2 separate regions of the Homo sapiens genome follow, and region 2 is linked to region 1. The links are chromatin loops, found by intact Hi-C in ENCODE. Cell type or tissue: endothelial cell of umbilical vein. All regions are shown on one strand. Each heading gives the region's core, and the rest is flanking DNA. Links, peaks and the distances in the headings are about the cores only.

The links. Hi-C counts contacts between places; a loop is a spot of excess contacts. Peaks named below come from ENCODE experiments on the same cell type or tissue, not always from the same donor. Only the 100,000 strongest peaks of a DNase experiment are listed, where the experiment ranks them.
Region 2: it touches region 1 in a loop (7-fold over the local background); 4 of 110 quality-filtered maps call a loop at or near these places.

The regions. Positions count from the first base shown.
Region 1 is chrX:151,979,032-151,989,121 of GRCh38, reverse strand. No RefSeq gene overlaps it. Among named protein-coding and RNA genes, the nearest start is that of GABRE, 9.4 kb to the right of the region's middle. RefSeq lists a silencer at 2,854-3,073. In endothelial cell of umbilical vein, for the core only: no CTCF peak of the experiment used is centred there; DNase peaks (open chromatin) are centred at 2,901, 4,611, 5,651 and 6,721; H3K27ac peaks cover 4,819 bases.
Region 2 is chrX:151,866,259-151,876,348 of GRCh38, reverse strand. No RefSeq gene overlaps it. Among named protein-coding and RNA genes, the nearest start is that of MAGEA4-AS1, 40 kb to the left of the region's middle. In endothelial cell of umbilical vein, for the core only: no CTCF peak of the experiment used is centred there; DNase peaks (open chromatin) are centred at 4,948 and 5,568; H3K27ac peaks cover 1,640 bases.

The sequences.
Region 1 (10,090 bases), core at 1,976-6,975:
TGACATATAATTACTTCTGCTTACATTCCATTACTGATAAGATAGTCGTATGACAGTACGTAACTGCAGGAGATTCTTGGAAATGTGGTCTTGCTGGATAGCTATATGCCCAGCTACAATTTTATTTTATGGAAGAAAATGAAACTAGATTCAGCTACACAGCTAGCAGCTTTGGCCACACCAATTTCCTCTTGCTTCCTTCACACCTACAAGCTAGGCTTAACCTTTCACTTGCATTTATACCTAAAGGTCTTTATATAACTTAGAAAAAAATTTATTTAGCCTTTATCATACTTGGCCTTCCCAACAGTACTGTGAGGCAGGCAAGGTGTAAATTTTTGGCTCTAATGGAAAAAGAAATATATCAAGGCTCAAATTATCTCCCACACGAGTGGCAAGCCTGAGGTTAGTACTCCAGTCACCTAACTCCAAGCACGTGCATTTTCTTTTACTATCCTATGTTCCATCTTTCCTGCTTTCTAAGAGTCATCTGCATATAGTTCTTAGTTCAGTTCACCTCCATTGTTGCCCTGCGTACTGCTTTCACACTTACCAGGACATAACACAGCCTCACATGAACAAGACTCTCTTTATCTTGCCAGTTTGATGGTATGTGTTCCCAATGAGGATTCCTAGGCCTTGTCAGACCAAGGTGTTTTCTGTCCTTTGCATCATTTCTTTAAACAGGTTCTCAATCCCATTGTACGTCACTCACTCCCTGGCATACCCTCCCTTTCGTTCTCTTCCAGCCTATGTTCATCAGCTCCTTCAACTCTGAGTCCAACACACACTTTTGAACAACTTTCACTATGCTCCCTCAATATTCATATCCACAGATAATTTATGTGGCTGCCCTTGTGTCTCAATAGTTCTTTCTTTACACTGGAGCCAGAATGCTGTTTTAAAGTTAAGTCTGATCATGCCACTTGTATTAGTCTGCTAGGGCTGCCATAACAAAATACCTCAGACTGGGTGGCTTAAACAACAGAAATACATTGTCTCATAGTTCTGGAGGCTGGACATCACAGACAAAGGTGTAGGTAGGGTTAACTGCTCCTGAGGCCTCTCTCCTTGGCTTGTAGATGGTGTCTTCTCCCTGTGTCTTCACATGGTCTTCCTTCTGGGTGCGTCTGTGTCCTAATCACTTTTTCTTTATGAGGACACCAGTCACATTGTATAAGGGCACACTCTAATGACCTCATTTTACCTTAATTACCACTTTAAACACCCTATCTCCAAATGCAGTCACACTCAGAGGTAGTGGGGGTGAGGACTTCAACTTAAGAATTTGTAGAGGGTCCACAATTCAGCCCAAAAATCTACTCCTCTTCTGAAAAGCACTTTAATGGTCCTCCCATCTCATTCAGAGTGAAAACTAGTGTCCTTCCAACAGCTCTGAAGACATTTCAGGATCCGGCTCCTGCCACCTATCTGACCTTATGTCCTACCACTCTCCTCTTTGCCCACTCTGCTTAGTCACACTTGCCCCATTGCTATTTCTTTGACACAGTGGGCATGCGCTCACCCACCTCGGGGCCCTTGTCTTTCTCCTCCCTCTCTCTGGAATTTTTCCCCTCAGATATCCACATGGCTCATTCTCTCCATCCAATTCCCTTATCAATCATGGCATCCTAATACAAATAATGACCTGAACCCTCAGCACTATACCACCCCCTCCTCTACTTCATCTATCTTCCTAGCGTTTTCCACCTTCAAATATATAGTGTCATGGACTTATTTTCAAAGCATTTCCTCCCACAAAATGAAAGCCTCAGGAGGTCAAGGATCCTTCCTGCTTTGCTTGCTTCTGTATCCCCAAGCTTCAAAAGAATCCCTGACATACCGGAAGTGCTCAGAAAATATTTGCTGAAAGAATGAATAAGGCACACTTATTGAGAACACAACTGAGAGAGAGAGAGGAAGAAAAAAAGGGAAAGCCTCCAGAGCAATTGAAATCGTGACCACGAATCCCAAGCTCCATATCACATGCACTTTCTTCAGAGAGGGCCCCCTCAGGATTTCACTCAGAGCCCACAAACTTTAGTTTACATAAAATTCTATGAAACGTAGGTATTTAAATTCCAATCTCAAAGTAAATAAGAAGTAGCGAGAAAAAGTGGATTCATGCAAGCAGCAAGCTCAGTGATGATCATAAGAAGTGGCAGTTGACAGATTGACAGCAAAGAAAGAGAAAAAAAATCCTGTAAAAAGAGAGACACGCCAAAAAGCACATCCATCTAGGCCATTTTCCATAGGAATAAAGTGACTTTGTCTAAGTGGCAACCAAGACAACTGCTGTCATGGCCAAGGACAGGAAGCGAAGTTTACAATAAGAACCAGGAGTCATTAGGAACAGGTTACATATGTCTGGTGTGCTTCCTTTCCCTAGGGTAGAAAAATAAGCCTTATCTGGGAGATGAGTTTCCCTCATAATATGGTTTAAATAATACTTTTCAAGAGCATTGATGCTAAAAGTGGTGAACTTCCTTTCAGTACTCTTGTGTAGATCCCTCACTCCCCAGGCTGGAAAATGTGATACAAGAAGTATGGTTGTCCTCAGTGCAGTTCTCCTGCTCACTGCTTCCTGCTGAGGACTCAAAGAAATGGCATCTCGTTTCCCTGAAGGCAGAAACCAGAGCTTGCATTGTCTTCCTTGGTACCCTCTTTCCTCCAACTCACCCCGATTTGGCTGATGTTTGCCTTATAGACTTTTTTGTACTGCCTCTCCACAAGGGCCACCTAGAGAACAGCTCTCCAGTCTGCAAAGCCCTCATTTCTGTTGAAGATGCCCTGTGAACTTTCACTGGGTCTTGTTTGCCAATCAGGCAAATCGCAGCCATTCTTCAGTGACCTACTGTTAAGAAAACAGGCCTGAGAGGGGATGAGGAAACGTGGCTGAATCCCTGTGACACAGCAGGCAGCCTAGACCCTGGACAGAGTCCAAAACCAAACCAGGGAGGCCCAGGGTGGATCCAGTGAGTCAACAATCTAGGGACATGGCCAAGGTTCAGAACTACAAGGCACAATGTACAGAACCGTGATCCAAACTGCAAGCCAGAACCCAGTGACTCCAGCAGGAGCAAAGGGAGGAGAAGGCTGGGGTAGGTGTGGGAGGAGAGCTGGGAAAGGCAAAGTTGCAGCATCCCCAGGGTCAAGAGACTAGGCAAGGTCCAAAGGCAAGTGGAATAATAACTTTGTCCCATCAATCAGAATTCTGCAGGCCCAGCTGCAGGCAGCTTACGTCTACTTTCACGAAAGCTCTAGGACTCCATCCTCTGCCCAGCTCTCTTCTGGCTCTTCATAAGCTTTCCCAGGGACCTCAGCAATTGCCACAGCTTCTATCATGATCTTGCTGCGGCTGACATTGCTATCTGAAGAACAAGGGGAAGCATGTGGCACTCAGCATTGAGGGACCTGCATTCTAGCCCCAGCTCTGTTCCTTTCTGACTGTGTAATCTTAGGCAAGTCATCTACTTTCTCTGAGACACAGTTATTTCAGCTGGGAAGCGGGAAAGATAATGTCTACCTCACAGAGTTTGGGTGAGAGCTAAATAAAATCATGAAGATAGAGCTGCTCTGTAAATCACATAGTTCTGTACAATACTATTCCTAATATTAACAAGTCAATCTATAACCTAAATATCTGTCCTACGCTCCAGCCTGATATATTCAACCGCCTCCTGGAAACTTCCACTTGGACTCAGAGTCAACATATCCCAAATTTTCAAAACCCCCATCTTCTAGTACATGGCTTCCTGTCTTCTCTGTGCAGCCCATTTCAGCGAAGGGCATCAGAGACAATCAGAGTGTCGGGGTATGGAACCTGAAACCTAATGGACTCCGTCAGTGGAACCTTCCTTTCCCAGCTTACATACAATCTGCCAACAACTACCAGGTTGGAATGAATATCTGACAGACTTTCGGCCCTTTTTCTCCTTCCCCTCTGCCCTGACCTCAGTCAAATTCTCAATATTTCTGTCCCAGAATGTTGCAACACAGTCTTAAGAGACCTAGCTACTTCTGGTCACACACCCATTTCCTCAAATCCAGACTTGCCATCACAGCCAGGTTAACCTTACAAAACACAAATCTGACTAAACTGCTTTCCTTAAATCCTTGAAAGCCCCCTTGTACACCTAAAGGAGAAAACGTATGCCAGTTTCACTTCTCACTCTATCCCTTAAAGTATCCACTGTTCTCACCTCTCCCGATGAGAAACATCCTGAACAGACCAAGTCCTGGCCAACGTCTTTGGCTTTTTTCCATTCTGATATACAAGGAGCCATATCATGGAATCGGATTCTTCCTAGAGTTAGGGAAGCCTATTTGACATCAAGAGTGCCCTGAGACAGCTTTCTTCTGCTTCCAGTGATTTTTTTTTTTTTCCCCAAACACAGCCTCATACAGAAAGCAACTGCTGACTTGGGAATACCCACAGTTCTAAGGCAGCACAGGCAGCTAACAGAACCGTGTTAGCTGTCATATGATGTTAGATTTAGTTCTTGTTCTAGTTCAAGTTCTGCCACTAAAGAAAAGAGCCAACTCCATTGTGATGTCTGTGAGATGGTCTTCGATAACATGTCAAGCTGCTGAATTAAGCAACCCAGCAGCCCACACACGAATGGACTTCCTGTTACAAATGTTTTTGTTGTCTGAGTCAGTCTGAGTAAGGGTTTCCATTATTTGCAGCTAAAAGTACTGTAAATTATCTAACACAATAGGTGACTTAAGCAATAACACAGCCTAAGTATGCAAGGGAGTTTCTCACACCAAACAAACAAAAACAGAAACTGAGGTTCAGAAAAAGAAAAATGATTTTGCCAAGAACATACTGAAAATTCGATGGTTAATTGCATAAAATATAACAATACTAATAACTATTTCTAGTCTGGATTATCAGGTGAATAAGCCCTGTTCTCTTCTAGTTTTGCTGTTAAGCTGCTGTGGACTGGAAAACCAGGTTTCTGCAAGACAGGTAGATCTGTTTGTAAACTAAGTGTAAACAGACTCTGAGTGAAGTTCCAAAAGCTTGTCTATGAAGAAATGGCAGGAGCTTTAGCATTGATTTTGGGACATTGAGATAAGTATGATGTCTCTATATACTTGGCTAATCTTTGGTCTATATCACATCAGAACTATTAGGACAATGTGTCAATTAGTTATTTTTCTTGTGAAAATAAATAATGAATGTCACAGAGTGGATGCCTCTATGTGTGTGTGGGGGGGCTCAAACTATGCCTGCCTGAGTGCACATAGCACAAGAGTAGTAGGGACAGGCTCTCTAATCTCAAGTTTAACTGTTTTGTCCTGGCCAACTTGGACTTGAAAAGTAAGGGATGATCTGATTGACTCCTCTACCTTCTCTCAGAAAATTCTTCACTTACCATGTCAAACGACTATTTTGCTGTGGAGCTTATTGAAAAGTGACACATGCTGCCCTGTGGAGGTAGTGAGCTCCTCATCTCTGGCTCAAACTGAGTTTGAATGCCCTACTTGTGAGGAAGACTTCTATTCCAGGAAAAAGTTAAGGCTGATGTCATCAAGTCTTTTATAGTCTCTTTCCAATCCTGATTTCTCTTACAGCCCTTTTAGAGGGAGAAAAATATTCTCTGTTGTTGTTCCTGTCAAAGTTGCCCATAGAAACAGGCAGTATCAAAGTGATCTAGCTCACCACTGAGCCCTTTCTATGTCATACAAGAGCACCAGCAATAAAAATGCTGGAACTGAGGCCCAACCAGTGATATCACTGATGATGCATCAGGAAAGACAGAACACCTGCTCTTTACAAAGACCTTTTTACACTTACTTCCCTGATGAGTTCACTTCCCAATCTGTTGGAGCAAATCCCTTTTGTAAGACAGGCTGCTACACACCATAAATTTGATGGCAGCTCTTCCATCCAAGGAGCCTCTTGGGGCACTTGACCAATCTCAACATTCCCAATTGTTCTAACTGATTGGCAAGCATTATGAACTCAACAATTGGTTTTCCACAGCTTTGGGAGGAGAAATGTCTTTCATTAATAGGCTACATTTCACCAGATTGCCAGGGAAAAGGTGATACTACTGGAAATGTCAGAAAGAGATTCCCTCTTTTCCTCCCTAACCTACAGCAGGGCAAGCAAGCATGGCTGGTAAGGGAGGGTAAGAAAAACACAAAGACTCTTGGCCAGGCGCGTTGGCTCACGCCTGTAATCCCAGCACTTTGGGGGCCGAGGCTGGCAGACCATGAGGTCAGGAGATCGAGACCATCCTGGCTACACAGTGAAACCCCGTCTCTACTAAAAATACAAAAAAATAGCCAGGCGTGGTGGCACGTGCCTGTAGTCCCAGCTACTTGAGAGGCTGAGGCAGGAGAATTGCTTGAACCTGGGAGGTGGAGGTTGCAGTGAGCCAAGATCATGCCACTGCACTCCAGCCTGGGCGACAGAGCAAGACTCTGTCTCAAAAAAAAAAAAAAAAAAAAAAAAAAAAGACTCTTCAGTGTAGCTGCTTGGCTTCATCTTCACCAGGAAGCTTCCTGGCTCCAAACCATTGCTGAAACATCTATTTGTTCCCTTGAGACCTTCTGGGAAAGTCTTTCTTAGGGTTGGGGTAAGGAAATATGGCTTCTCAGGATTATTCAAGCTCAGAAGCCCTGTCACCCTGACTTCAAGCTCAGAAAAACAGGCAAGCCAATAAACTATCCAGACTGTTTGGTGCAAAGTCCTGCAGCTCTGAAGGATGAGTCATCTGCTTTTACCACCACTTGAAATAAACGATAATGGCTTGGCAGCCTTTCGTATATTAATAGCCTTGTCATTTTGCCTTCCTCCCGCTCCCTTTATTCCACATTGGAATTAGAAATGGCAAAAGGGCCTTCAGAGCTGATTACCCTGTGGTTCCAAGCTTCCCAGAGAGCCCAAGAGGAGACCAAGATGTTCCCTGCACCCTGGGCAGACTGAGAGTCCCCCCCAGTCATTATCCTGTAGTCATTCTTCATGGCATTTCATACTGGAAATTATCAGATTTATTTCCTTGTCTGCTGATTGCCCGTTTCCCTGCATAAACATGTAAACTTCATGAAGGCAAAGACTTAATCTGCCCTGTCACTGCATCCTCAACACCCAGAACAGCGCCTGTGAGAGAGGAGGGAGGAGCTGGAAGTGTTACCCTCCTACAAAGAATGAGAATACACAAAGGAGGCAGGGTTGTACATTGGGGGAAGGGCTTTACGAAGGTGAGAACTATAGGGGATGTGGGTGAAGTAACCACATTTCTATATCTCTCTGACTCCAATGTCTTTTGTGTTAATTACTCTGAATTTCCAAGAGAAGGGAGAGGGTGCAGTTAATCATCTCCCTCAAACCTCAGCAAGACCCACCTCAGCCCTCCACTGTGCTCTGTGGTACTACTCTGCATTTCTTCAACTTCCACGGAACCTCTGAGCACTCCTGTGCCCCCTCCACATCTTCAAAACCTCCCACTGGCCCACCAGCACCTTGCTCTAGGAGAAAAATGCCTCCTCTACTCCCATCTCATCTCTGAATACTACTTCTACCTCTTTGTCCAAATCCAACTACAGTTCCTCCCTGCCTGGAGAATGTAGCTTCCCCTGCAGGCCTCTCGACTACTCACTCAGTCCTTAACCCAATCAATACATTGTGATTAGGTACCAGTTCTGGGAGGCAAGTGAAGAGATTCATTCTCCACACTCCATGTTTCTCAGAGTCTGGAGGTAGGGTAGTCACCTCCTCTAATTCTGCTTCCAAAGGGTTACATCTCATCCCTTCTTGCTGACTCAGTGACACCACGGCACTCCTCTTCCCTCCCTGGTAGTATAAAGGGTTGACTCTGCACTTAGGCATTCCCCTTGGCATACACACATGCTGTTATTTTCCCCATGTAACCTTCTCTAGAGTCTCCTTCCTTCTTCAACAACTGCCCTATTTTGCTGCTGCCTTCTGCAACAAAACTCTTCCAAGGAGGTTTCTAAGCTCATTATCTCTAATTCCTAGTCTTTTGTGAACCCACTTGAGCAGTCTTTTACCTCTCCTACCCACCCTTCCCAACACGCACACACACACGCACACACCATAGAAATTTTTCTTCTCAAGGGCACTAATGACTTATATGTTGCTAGCCCCAGTGGTCAATTCTTAGTCTTACTCCCCTGGACCTGCCGGCATCATTTGACAGTTGATCTCTCTCTCCTTGACTTGCAGGATGTTTCACTCTCCTGAGTGAAACATCAAGAGATGTTTTCCTCTTCCTACCTCACTGGTCACATTTCTCAGTCTTGTTCCCTGGCTCCTTCTCTTCTTCCCATCCTCTTCACCTCAGGGCTCAGTCGTTGTCTCACTCCCCTTCTCCAGCTACATGCACTCTCATGTTCATCTCATTCAGTTTCATGGCCTTAAGTGCCATCTCTATACTGATGATTCCCAAATGTATATATCCAGGCTACACTTTTCTCCCACCCACATTTCAGACTCAAGATCACACCTGAATTTGGAAGTCTAATAGACACCTCAAATCACCATGTGGAAAACTGAACTTCTGACCTATCTTCCAACAAAACCAACCAAAACTCCAGGAAAACCAAACTCCCACAAAACAAAACAGCAGAAAAAACAAACAAACAAACAAACAAGCAAACAAACAAAAACCTGTTCTATCCATAGCCTTCCCCATTTCAGCTGTTGGTAGTTCTACCATTCTGGAGCCATCCTTGACGTCTCTCTTTCTTTCACACTTCATATAATTTGGCAGGAAATCTTATTGACTCCATTTTCAAAATAGAGCCAAAGTCTGAATACCTCTCACTATCTCCACTGTGACCATCATCTCTTTTGCAATTGCTGCAGTTGCCCCTTAATTAGCCCCTCTGTTTTTATCTTCACCATCATCAATTTATTCTAAGGGAAGTGGTCCTTTAAAAAAGTAATTCAAATTGTGTCACTCCTCTTCTCATAACTCTCCCAGTGACTCCCACTTTCAATCAGAAGAAAAGTTAACTTCTTCCAATGGCTACATGACACTCCATGATTTTCCAGCTCAATCTTGTTTTCTCTCTAACCTCATCTCCTGCTACTTCCTCTTTCTTCACTCTATTCCAGCCACACTGACTTTCTTGTTGGGCCTGGAACATGTTAATAATTTTCACTTTTTCTTGATTCTTACTAGAACACTCTTTCCCCAAACATCACCTTCTCAGTGATGCTCTGCCTGAGCACCCTATTTAAAATTATCCCCCCATAGCACTCCGAATCCTACTTATCAGATTCTGCTTATTTTTCTCCAAACCATTTATTACCTTCTAATGTGCTGTATAAATATAAGTAACTTGTCTGTTCCTTATATTTATTATTTGAGGTCTGTCTCATTTCTCTGGGATGTATGCCTCACAAGAACAAGGCTTTCAATTTGCTTTTCTCATCACTATGATCTTTAGCACCTAGGCTAGTACCTGGCACATAGTAACATATATTAGTTGAATGAATGAATGAGTCTGTTTGTGTCCTCTCCTCTCCTTCTGTCCTTCCCTCCTCTGAGGAAGAAGCATTCATCCTCCACTAGCAGCCAATTCTCCCCACTGGGCTCTGACCATACACACCTGCTTCATGAAGGCTTTCCACCCTCTCCCCTTCAATTGGCTTCTCCCTCTCAGCCTATAAACATGTTTCTGTCTCATGCATCTGTAAAACACAAAAATCAAAATGCTTCAAATATTTGCCTCCCTCTAGCTGTGTCTTCCTTCATGTTGAGCTTCCTGAGGAGTTGTCTATACCTGCTGATTTCACATCCTCCTCACACATTCACCCCTCAGAGCAGACACTTTCCAGATCTCAATATTCTCAACCAACATCATTTGCCAGCATTATGGGAATTCTCCTTAAATCTCTTCCTCTCCTTCTCTAAAACCCTCTAGCCCAGAGCAGAATCAGACATGGCCCCTGCACTAAGCCTCTCTCCCTGTATTTGGTGTGGGAGACAGTCACAGTTCTCACTGCTTTCGAGCCACTTCTCAAGCAAGCTGTCTACAGTCATACGCTCTTTTCTCTTACCTGTCCATCTCACACCCCCCCTCAACTCTGTGTTGAGGATCAGCC
Region 2 (10,090 bases), core at 2,920-7,919, 110 kb after region 1:
ATAAGGATTTCCTTTTCACTGCATCCCAAGGAAGTTACTTTCAATTTGGCATTCGAGAAAGGTCTCGTTAAGAAGGTGTCACTTGAACAGAACTCAAGGAAAGTGAGGGAGTGTGCTCTGCTGACGTCTGCAGGGAGAATGTCTCAGGTGGAGTGAACTGCAAGTGTGAGGTCCTTGTTCTTCCTGAGATTGAGGGACAGCAAGGAGGCTGGGGTTGTGGGAAAGGAGTGTCCAGGAGGGACAGTGACAGGAGAGGGGAGGCCAGCAAGACAGTGAGGTCCATAGCATGGAGGGTCTTTGGGGCCACGATAAAAGTTTGGGTATCTGCTCTGGATGAGATGGGGGTCACTGAGGACTGTAAGCACAGAAGTAACATGATCTGACTTGTGTTTTTTAAAAAATCACTTTAGCAGCTGTGTGGAGATTAGATTGTAGAGGGCAGAAGCGGAGGCAGGCAGCTGAGGTGAAAAGCCCTCTCTCTGCTCTGTGCTTCTCAGTGAGAGGTGAATAGGACATGCTCAAACCTGAGCCCTGCTAAGTCACGTGAATGGCTGAGCAGGCTGGGAGAGATGCTATCAGTAGAAAGAGACACTTTTATGCTTTTTTTCTGATGATCTTCGCTTTTGCAAGTTCTTTTATTTGCCTAGGAGTGAGAGAGGATGGGGAAAAGATTATCATCCTTTCCCAGAAAAGTCTTAAATATGACTCCCAAGAATGTGAAGCTAGGAAGCAGAGGTCACCAGACATGGTCAAGGCTGCAGCCTTGGCTTTTACTTCTGCTCTGCCATCTCTTGCTGTGGCACCCTGGACAAGTTACTGCCCCTCTGAAGACATGATTTCTCGTCCTTGCCCAGGTTGTGGGCTGAGTGCCAGAGAGTGCCTGCAGCCAGGATGAGTTTTGCACTTGGCAGGGCAGTGCGCTTGTGCTATGTCCCTGCTGCCACTGAGTACTGAGCTCCCTGTTTCTTCTCCTCCAACCTCTGTAGGCCTACTAAGGATTGGGCTGCTGTTCTTGGGCAAGCAAGGTGCTGCTAGGATCTGGGTACTGATAGGACTGAGGCCACCCCAGAGGCTTAGCAGCCTGGAGCACCAGGTCTTCATTTAACTCCTCCTTCCACAAAGAAGACCTATTTGGAGACTGAAGACACCTGCAGGGTATTAACAAGACTTGAAATGCTGATTAATAATAATATCAGCTGATAATTTGATGCTTATTATGCCCTGGACATTGTTAAATGCTCATAAACCGGGATTCCATAAAAAAATTAATACAGAAAATGAAATGCAGTAGAAATACCTGGAAAAGCAAATTAGAGAAAATTAAATGAAAATGATCATCCATACTCCATGTCCTATCCATCTGGAATCATTAATTCTCCTATCATTTCCACAGAGCCTACTCTGGGCCAGCCATCTTAGATGCCATCTCTGTGGTCCCATCTTCACTGGAAAATTTTAGAAGTGCAGACCAGGCACATTGGAAGTAAGTTATTTGGGTTGTTCCTTTGACTGTGCTTGCTGCCGGTCACTGACCATCTGAGCCAGTGCCCTGGCGTTGAACCAGCCTTAGTCTCTCCCAAAGGTTTCTATCCACTGGCCACCTCCCCACATTTCTCTGCTCCCCTAAAATGAATGAGAAGGACTTACTAAAGGTACTCAGCAAGGCCTTGCCAAAGTTACAGGTGTCCCCTTCCTTTTCTCACTAATGCTACCCTAGCTCTCCAGCTTCCCTTTTGGGCATGTATGGAGGGTTCATGTTTCAGTTTCTTCTGAGCATTTAGCTCTGTGCTAGTGCTTGTGGGAGGATTCCTGAAAAGTAACACAAATCCTGAGGTCTGGATTAACTAGAGGGGACCAAAAGGAAGGGGGAGAACAGCATCCATCTGTCTGCAAATGGGAGACAGAGGTGCCTATGGCACTGCTCCTCTCACTGTAATTACACCCTGCAGACTGAAAGAAGCCTTCCTGCCAGGCTCCCCACTTTGGGGAAAGAGCACCTTACAGTGAAAGTTTCTGTGACAAAAAGAACTAGAGCAAAGAAAAAAAGTGTAGATGATGATTTCAGAGGCTGGAAAGCATAGAGAAAACTGGTTTAAAATAGGTTTTCTGTTGAGTGTCACTGGTGGTTAATAAAGTAGAACACTGGACTGCATGCAAACCTCTGTGCTGGTAATGTCTCACCCATGGGGAAGAGGTGGCTCTGAGCAGTCTCTTGGGGAAAAAAAAGTCCCATCTGCTGAGGCCCAGCAGCCCGAATTCCTTGTAGAATCGTTCTCAACAAAATACTACATAGGCTTCTTCCCCTGTCTCCACTCTCTATAGGCCCAGGGCCAGTGATGTGAAAGCCTGACATCTTGAAATTAAGCTTGTGGGCCCATGGCTGTTAGTTCTGAACCAGTCCCAACAGATTGGGTATAGTGGAAGATTCAACCCAGATGCATGCACACGCACACACACACACACACGCACACACACATATATATGGAGAGAGAGAGAGAAAGAGAAGAGAGGAGACAGAGAAAGAGGAGAGATAGAAGAGAGGAATGAGAGAGAGAGAGATTTATCATGAAGTATTGGCTTACACCATTATAGAAGCTGAGAAGTCCCACGATCTGTCTGCAAGCTATAGACTCAGGAACGCTGGTGGTTTGGCTCAAAAGCCTGATATCTGGAAAGCCGATGGTGTGAATTCCAGCCTGGATCTGAAGACCTGAGAATCAGGAGCACTGAGGGCAGGAGAAATGAATATCCCCACTCAAGCAGTCAGGCAGAGAGCAAATTAAACCTTCCTCTGCCTTTTGGCTCTATTTGGACCATAAATAGATTAGATCATGCCGACCCTCATTGGGGATGGCCATCTGCTTTACTTAATGCACTACTTTAAATGTTAATCTCTTTCAGAAACACCCTCACACACACGCCCAGAAAAAAAAAAGTTTAACCCAATATTTGGGCATTTTGTGGCCCAGTCAAGTTGACACACAAAACTAACCATCACAAACATCAAGCCAGGAATCTAAACTGGAGCCCAACCTGATTTCATCCCTGACTGGATGTTTGGCTTCTGACCAATCTTTGCTCCATATCCAAGCCTTAGCGTCATTACTAGAACAATGGGGAGGCAGATGAGGTGGAATCTGAGGGCCTTCCCATTCTGCATATAGGATGCTGGGATGCCAGGAGTTAGGGACTTCCTTATCTTTTTTGCCACACCTGCCACCCTGCATTCCTACTTCAAGAAGGCTCAGATGTGCTGGCCTCCAGCTCTTCTACAGAAAGCTTCCCCTTGTTGGGTCCCCATCAACCCATCAACAGCTCTACACAGGGCTAAGGGAAAGCATTTAATCCCAGCAACAGGTGTTTGATCTTTCCATTATGTGTCCTAGTAATTGCCCCCAAAGGCCTCTCAAAGCTGCTAAAATCATGCTATTAGTTTGGGGTGTTTTGCCAATAAGAATACAGACAGAATTGTTGCTCTTTTGCTCTTCAGGCTGTTTAACTGAAGTTACACCCTAGCAGAACCAGAATCAAGACTAAGTTCAGGCTGAGAGTCTCATGAGGTTTGACATCTGACAAGTCTTTTGGAACTAGGTGTAGCTGTATCTGCGGTAATGCACTAATTCTGCCCACTGGGTAAAAAGCAACCATATCCCCATCTGGGCTCTGCACTGGTGGTGCAATACAGCTGGTCAGATTCTAAAGAATCTCAAGATTTCACATGGGCCCCTTTTCGAGTGGAAAGGCCCACATTATCAATTGCCTGCAATGCACCTGGCTGCTCAACATACATGTTGCACTTCACTGTGGCCAAACCTGACCAAATCAGCCCTCCTTACTCTACTGCTCCTCCAGAATTCCCCATTTTAAGGGTGGTGCTCTCATCTTCCTGGAAGATTCCTGAAGGCATCCTGGGAACTGCCTTTATCCTTCCTCTCCCTCTTTGTAGTTTGAGGACAAATTCTATCCATTCTGTCTCTTCTCCAACCCCAGTTCCAGTGCTTTAGCCTCCCTCAACTCTCACTGAAATCATGCTATCATCTTCAAATGGAACTCTCTATTTTACCTCCACACATTCTGTTCTCTAGACTGACTTCCAAAACACAGATATTTGTGACTATCCTGTCCCTACCCACCTCCATGCAACTCAGACACCTTCCTTTGCTCTGGGGCACATACTAAATAACAGTTGATTGTGTGGCTGCACGGTCCTTGGTATGTTGTCCTTAGCTGTTGCATCTCCTCCCTTCCTACCTCTTCACCCTCAAACACCTTAGAGTTCTTCCCGTGCCCTGAGCAGATTTTGTACTGTATCACTTCTTTCTCTTGCTTACACAGTTCTCTCAAAGTGGAATGCCTTGCATCTAATCTCTACATGTCTGAAGAATTGCATCTTAAAAGACTCAGCTCAAATGCTGCTTCCTCCAGGATACTTTGTTGGGTTGCAATCCTGTTGGTTATTTGGCTGCTGTAGTAATTTGTAGCTCAGAAAACTTATTACTAATTTCCTTATAGAATTATTAACTGGCCACAGATCTACTTGCACCTCCAAACTGTGAGCATCAATAGGGCAAAGATCAAGTGTGACCTATGGCAGTGTGCCCATGCCTAGGAGAACAATGAATACAGACTGCAGATATCTCGGACATTGAAGATCACCAAAATTCTCCAGACAAGAACCACGACCCAGCCTGGAGTAATATCCTTTTATGCTAGGTTAATTCAATTTAGGACCAGCTCGTGGGATATTAGACTAACAAGTATGCAGGTGGAGGCCTGGGGGCCACATAAATATGCAGGATGGCTTGCCAAATCTCTGCCCCATCAGGCTATTTACACAGGTAGTTGGACCCTGCCTACAGATGAAGCACAGTGTGGGCAGAGAATTACTCACTTGTTCAGGACATAGATAAGATCCTTCCAGACCAGAGAGCTGTGCTTGGCAGGGGTACAAATAGCTTCAATTTCAAAATCTTTAATGACTCAACCAGAGTAATAACTTAGACCTGCATCATAGCTGCCTGCTGTGAGGGCCCCAAAGCCCCAAGCTTTATGTCTGCAATGAGACTTGTCCTCAGCATTGAACCTAAATCCTCGAAACACCCGACAGAGGCCTGATGAATAGTTCTAGCTATTTGCCCTAAATGATGAATAGTTTTAGCTATTTACCCTCCCCATCAGGAGAGGGAGAACATTGCTAAGCAGAAGACCCAACTAAATGAGGTAGAGAAGCCCTGGGTGGGCTTCTGGGCAGTTCATTGCCTCTCAGAGACCCTGTGGTGGGAGCAAAAAGGTGGCACAGCTGAGATCACTTCATTAAGGGGGACCACAGCAACCATAGCTAGAACTCAACTTCCTGCTGTAAGTTCAGATATCCCTTGTTCTCTGAAGAACTGCTGTATCTTTCATTGTCTATGGGCATCTAGGTGAATTCAAGAACAGAAAGCAAAGTGAAACATAAAACAACACATTTTCCCTACCAGAGACCTGACCTCTCCTTTGTTACTGAGATAAAACAAAATACCAAAAGACTTGCGTCCCTTCCCCAACAACAGCAGAGAGATTGCCAATGGGTGAGTCACAGAGAGGGCAATGAGGTCATGGAATGCATGCTCATTCCCATGAAAGCAGAATTAAATCCATCCTATTGGATGGCCCATAGTATCTTTAAATTCAACATATTCAAATTCAAATTCATCTTCCAAATCTTATGCTCCACAATTTCCCTGGTATCTGAAAATGACAACATTTACCCAATTATTAAAGCCAGTAACTTAAGATTCCTTTATGACTCCTCAATCATCATTCTACCTCTCACCTATTCCATCATGAGTTACTTTTTAGCCTACCTTCTAAATCTCTCTACAATATATCTGCTTACTCTACTACTTCACTGTCACTGCCCTAGTCCAAGCCAACATCAACTGTGGCCTAAACTACAGCAATAGCCCCTAATTGGCCTTACTGCCTCTACTCTAATCCCCTCAAACCTATTCTCCATTCAGCAGTCAGTGTGCATTTTCACTCTCCTACCTCATATACTCCAAGGGTTTTCCAAGGTCCTGAAGTCTTAAATTTGGACCATGACCTACAAAACAGTCGTACTCAGAGTTGCTTAAAAAGCATAGCCAAATATGAAGTTTACATCCTAAGGCTTTATTTAGCGATTCAGTCTTGAGACAGCAAGAGTGATGTGAAAAAGATAAGTCAGGTAAGAAAGGTAGGAAAGCAAATATCAGGTGGCAGACTATGCAGCTGTCCAGAATTTCCAAAGAAACTCAGCCTGTTGCTCAGGGGCATTAGGCATCTGTGGACAGTTGGAATGGAACCACCTTGCTGCAGAATAGTCGATTCTATCTCTTGTTGCTTATTGATGAAAATTCAACTCAGAAGCTACTAACCTACCTGTACATTCAGGTTATGCTATCCACCCTTCAGGTATCCATTATGGAAGTGAGACCCCATGGTGCCTAAGGCACTTCATCTGAGTCTAGAAGTGATAGGAGGGACCAGGGCTTCTATTGGATGCAGTAGGATCAGGCCTGGGTAGCACAACACTTGCAACTTCTACCACGGTAGACTCAGTGGAGGATACAATGGAGCCTAACCCTCACCTTGAAGTAGAAAGTGACTAAAATTACTGACAGTGCTAGGTAATAAGGCAATAGCAGTGGCATATGGGGCTTTTCATTGAGAAAATGACTTTGTGTCTGGAAAGTGGGCAGGGCTGAGCAAAACTGGGGTGGCATATAACTAGAATCCAATACAAACAGAGAGCCTGATTAGACCAGCTTCATCTGACGACATGTTTCTTGCTTTCTACACTTCGGTCTCACTGAACTTCTGAATCCTCTAGAAGTGCACTATGCTATGTGGCTACATAAATGTAGATTGATTAAAATTAAATAACATTGGGACTTCCACTTCTTGCCAAGTTAAAGTAATAAGGATTAGATTTATTCTCCTGCCTGAAAGAACAAAATGTGTGAAACAATACTTTTCAGGACTCTGTGCATCACGTAACAAAGAACAGTGATCCTGGAGAAAAGAGAAACAGTTGGTGAGTACTATGATTTTCCCAGCTTATTGCCTAGAAAATCTTCTAAGATGTGATGCAAGGAGGGAAAACCCAGGCAAAGCCTTACAGTATCCCTGAATTGAAGACTTCCAGCTTGGATTTTGGGAAAACAAAGACAGCCAGAGCTTGTAGTGCAGAATATTGGAGAGTAGAAAGATACACATAGAAATAATTCCAGATGTCTGTGGAGTGCCCCCCTCAAGTATTCAACAGAATACTGATCAGCACATGCATATGAGGAAACTATTGGAGGCTGGGGTAAGAATTATCTAAAAGGATGAGAGTGAAGGACATAGCACTCACACAATCTGGAACAGTACCTGCTGCCACCAGCCAGACTAGACAAATTCGTAATTCACCTGACAATGGATAGAGTACACAGTATTCTTGCTTCAAAAGTGAGGAATTATGAACCCTAGACTGAGCAATGTCCCACTCCCACCTAATAAATCAAAAGGACCAGACTGTTTCTAATTAACTTAACTGCATTCCAGAATGAAGATTGATAATGTTTATAGGAATTCAAAAATATAGCACTTGACAAGGTAAAATCTAGCACCTGACAAGGTAAAATCAAAATGTCTGGCTCCAAACAAATATTGCAGGCATGCAATGAACTAGAAAAATCCAAACAACAGAAAGAAAAATTAATCAGTTGAAACCAACCCAGAAGTGATACAGATATCAGAATTAGCAAACATGGACATTAAAAGAATAATTATAATTGTGTTCCATATGGTAAAAAGTTAAGTAGAAATGTGACAGATATAAAAAGACACAAATCAAACTTCTGCAGATGAAAACTTAAAAAAATGAGATAAAAATGCACTAGATGAGATTAACTAACAAATTAGATATTTCAGAAAAAAAGAAAAGTGAGCTTGAAGATATAGCAAAATAAACTATCCAAGATGGGAAGCTGAGAGAAAAGAGAAGTTAAAAAAAATAGCAGAGCATCACTGAGCTGTAGAAAACTGCAAGTGCTCTAATATACATATAATTAGAGTCTCTGAAAATGAGAGGCAAACAGAAAAATTATGTAACAAAATGATGTCCTTTTTTTCCAAATTTGATGAAAAATATAAACCCACTGTGTTAGCCCATTTTGCATTGCTAAAAGTAATACCCGAGACTGGGTAATTTATAAAGAAAAGAGGATTATTTTGGCTCATGGGTCTGCAGGCTATACAGGAAGCATGGTGGTGCCAGCATGTGCCTCTGGTAAGGCCTCAGGAAGCTTACAATCATGGTGGAAGGCAAACAGGGAGCCAGTGTGTCACATGAAGAGAGAAGGAGCAAGAGAGAGGGAAGAGGGTCCAGGTTCTTTTAAACAACCAGATCTTGCATGAACTCATAAAGTGAGAACTAACTTAATACTGTGAACACAGCATCAAACCATTTGTGAGGGATTGTTCCCCATGACACAAACACCTCCCACTGAGCCCACCTCTAATATTGGAAGTCACATTCCAACATGAGATTTGGAGGGGATAAAACATCCAAACCGTATCACCCACCAATCCAAAAAGCTCAGCAAACAGGGATCACAAGAAACATGAAGAAAATTACACCAAGGCACATCACAAACAAATTATGAAAAACAGAGATAATAAGAAAACCTAGAGGAGACAGAAAAGAAATATGTAGCAGAGGAATAAAGATAAGGGCATAAGATTTTTGTTGGAAATAACGCAAGTGAGAAGATAGTGAAGCAATATTTTTAAAGTATTGAAAACAACATGTCAACCTAATATTCCACACCCAGGAAAAATGTCACTCAAAAAGGAAGTGATATGAAAATCACATGATATGGTATGATATGATATGAAAAATGAAGCTTTTTTCAGACATACAAAAGGTGAAAGACATCAGCACTAACAGATCATCCCTTCTATTCCCAGTTTATTAAGTGTTCTTACCAAGAAAGGGGGCTGAATATTTTCTGCATCTATTGAGATGATCATGTGATTCTAGCAACCAATTAATATTATATATTACATTATTTCCAGATATTAAACCAACCTTGTATTCCTGGGATAAATCCCACATGGTCATGCTTTATAATTCTTTTTAAATGTTGCTGGATTTGGTTTGCTATTATGTTGTTGGAGTTTTTGCATGTCTACATTTATAACTGAAGAGAAAGAAATACTTTCCATCTCAATTTATGAGACCAACATTATCTTAATAATAAAAGCAAATAAAGACATTACAAGAAACGAAAACTAAAGACCAATATCTTCAAGTACATAATTTTAAAAAGAATCTTAAAATATTTTTAGCAAATTAAAAGCCAGCAACATGTAAAAAGGATACTACATCATGTTCAAGTAGATTTATCCCAGGAATGCAAGTTTGTGTTAATGTTTGAAAATTAATCAATGTAGTACATCATATTAACAAATCTAAAAAGACCCATATGATGACCTCAGCAGAAGCATTCGGCAGTATTCAAAATCCATTACTTATGAAACCTCTGCACAAACTAGGAATAGAAGAGAACTTCCACAACCAGATAAAAGTAACTTATAAGAAATCATAATACATTATGATAAAGGAATGAATGACCTTGCTTGAAGATCTGGAACAAGATAAGGAGTTCACTTTCATCACGTCTATTTAACATTGTACTAGAGATTCTAACCACTGCAATAAAGCCAGAAGAAAAATAAGGGAAGAAGAAGGAAGGAAGGAAGGAAGGAAGGAAGGAAGGAAGGAAGGAAGGAAGGAAGGAAGGAAGGAAGGAAGGAAGGAAGGCAGGCAGGCAGGCAGGCAGGCAGGCAGGCAAGCATGTAGATTGAAAAAGAAAAATAAAAACCCTTTATTTGCAGACATTATTATAATCTACATAGAAAATCTGACTGAATCTTGTTTAAAAGTCTGAAACTAGTGTCTTTGATAAGTGCTGTAGTCAGAATAACAGTCTTCTAAAGATGTTCATATTCTAATCTTCAGAGCCTGTGAATATGTTACCTTCCATGGCAAGAGGGGCTTGGCAGGTGTGATTAAGTTAAG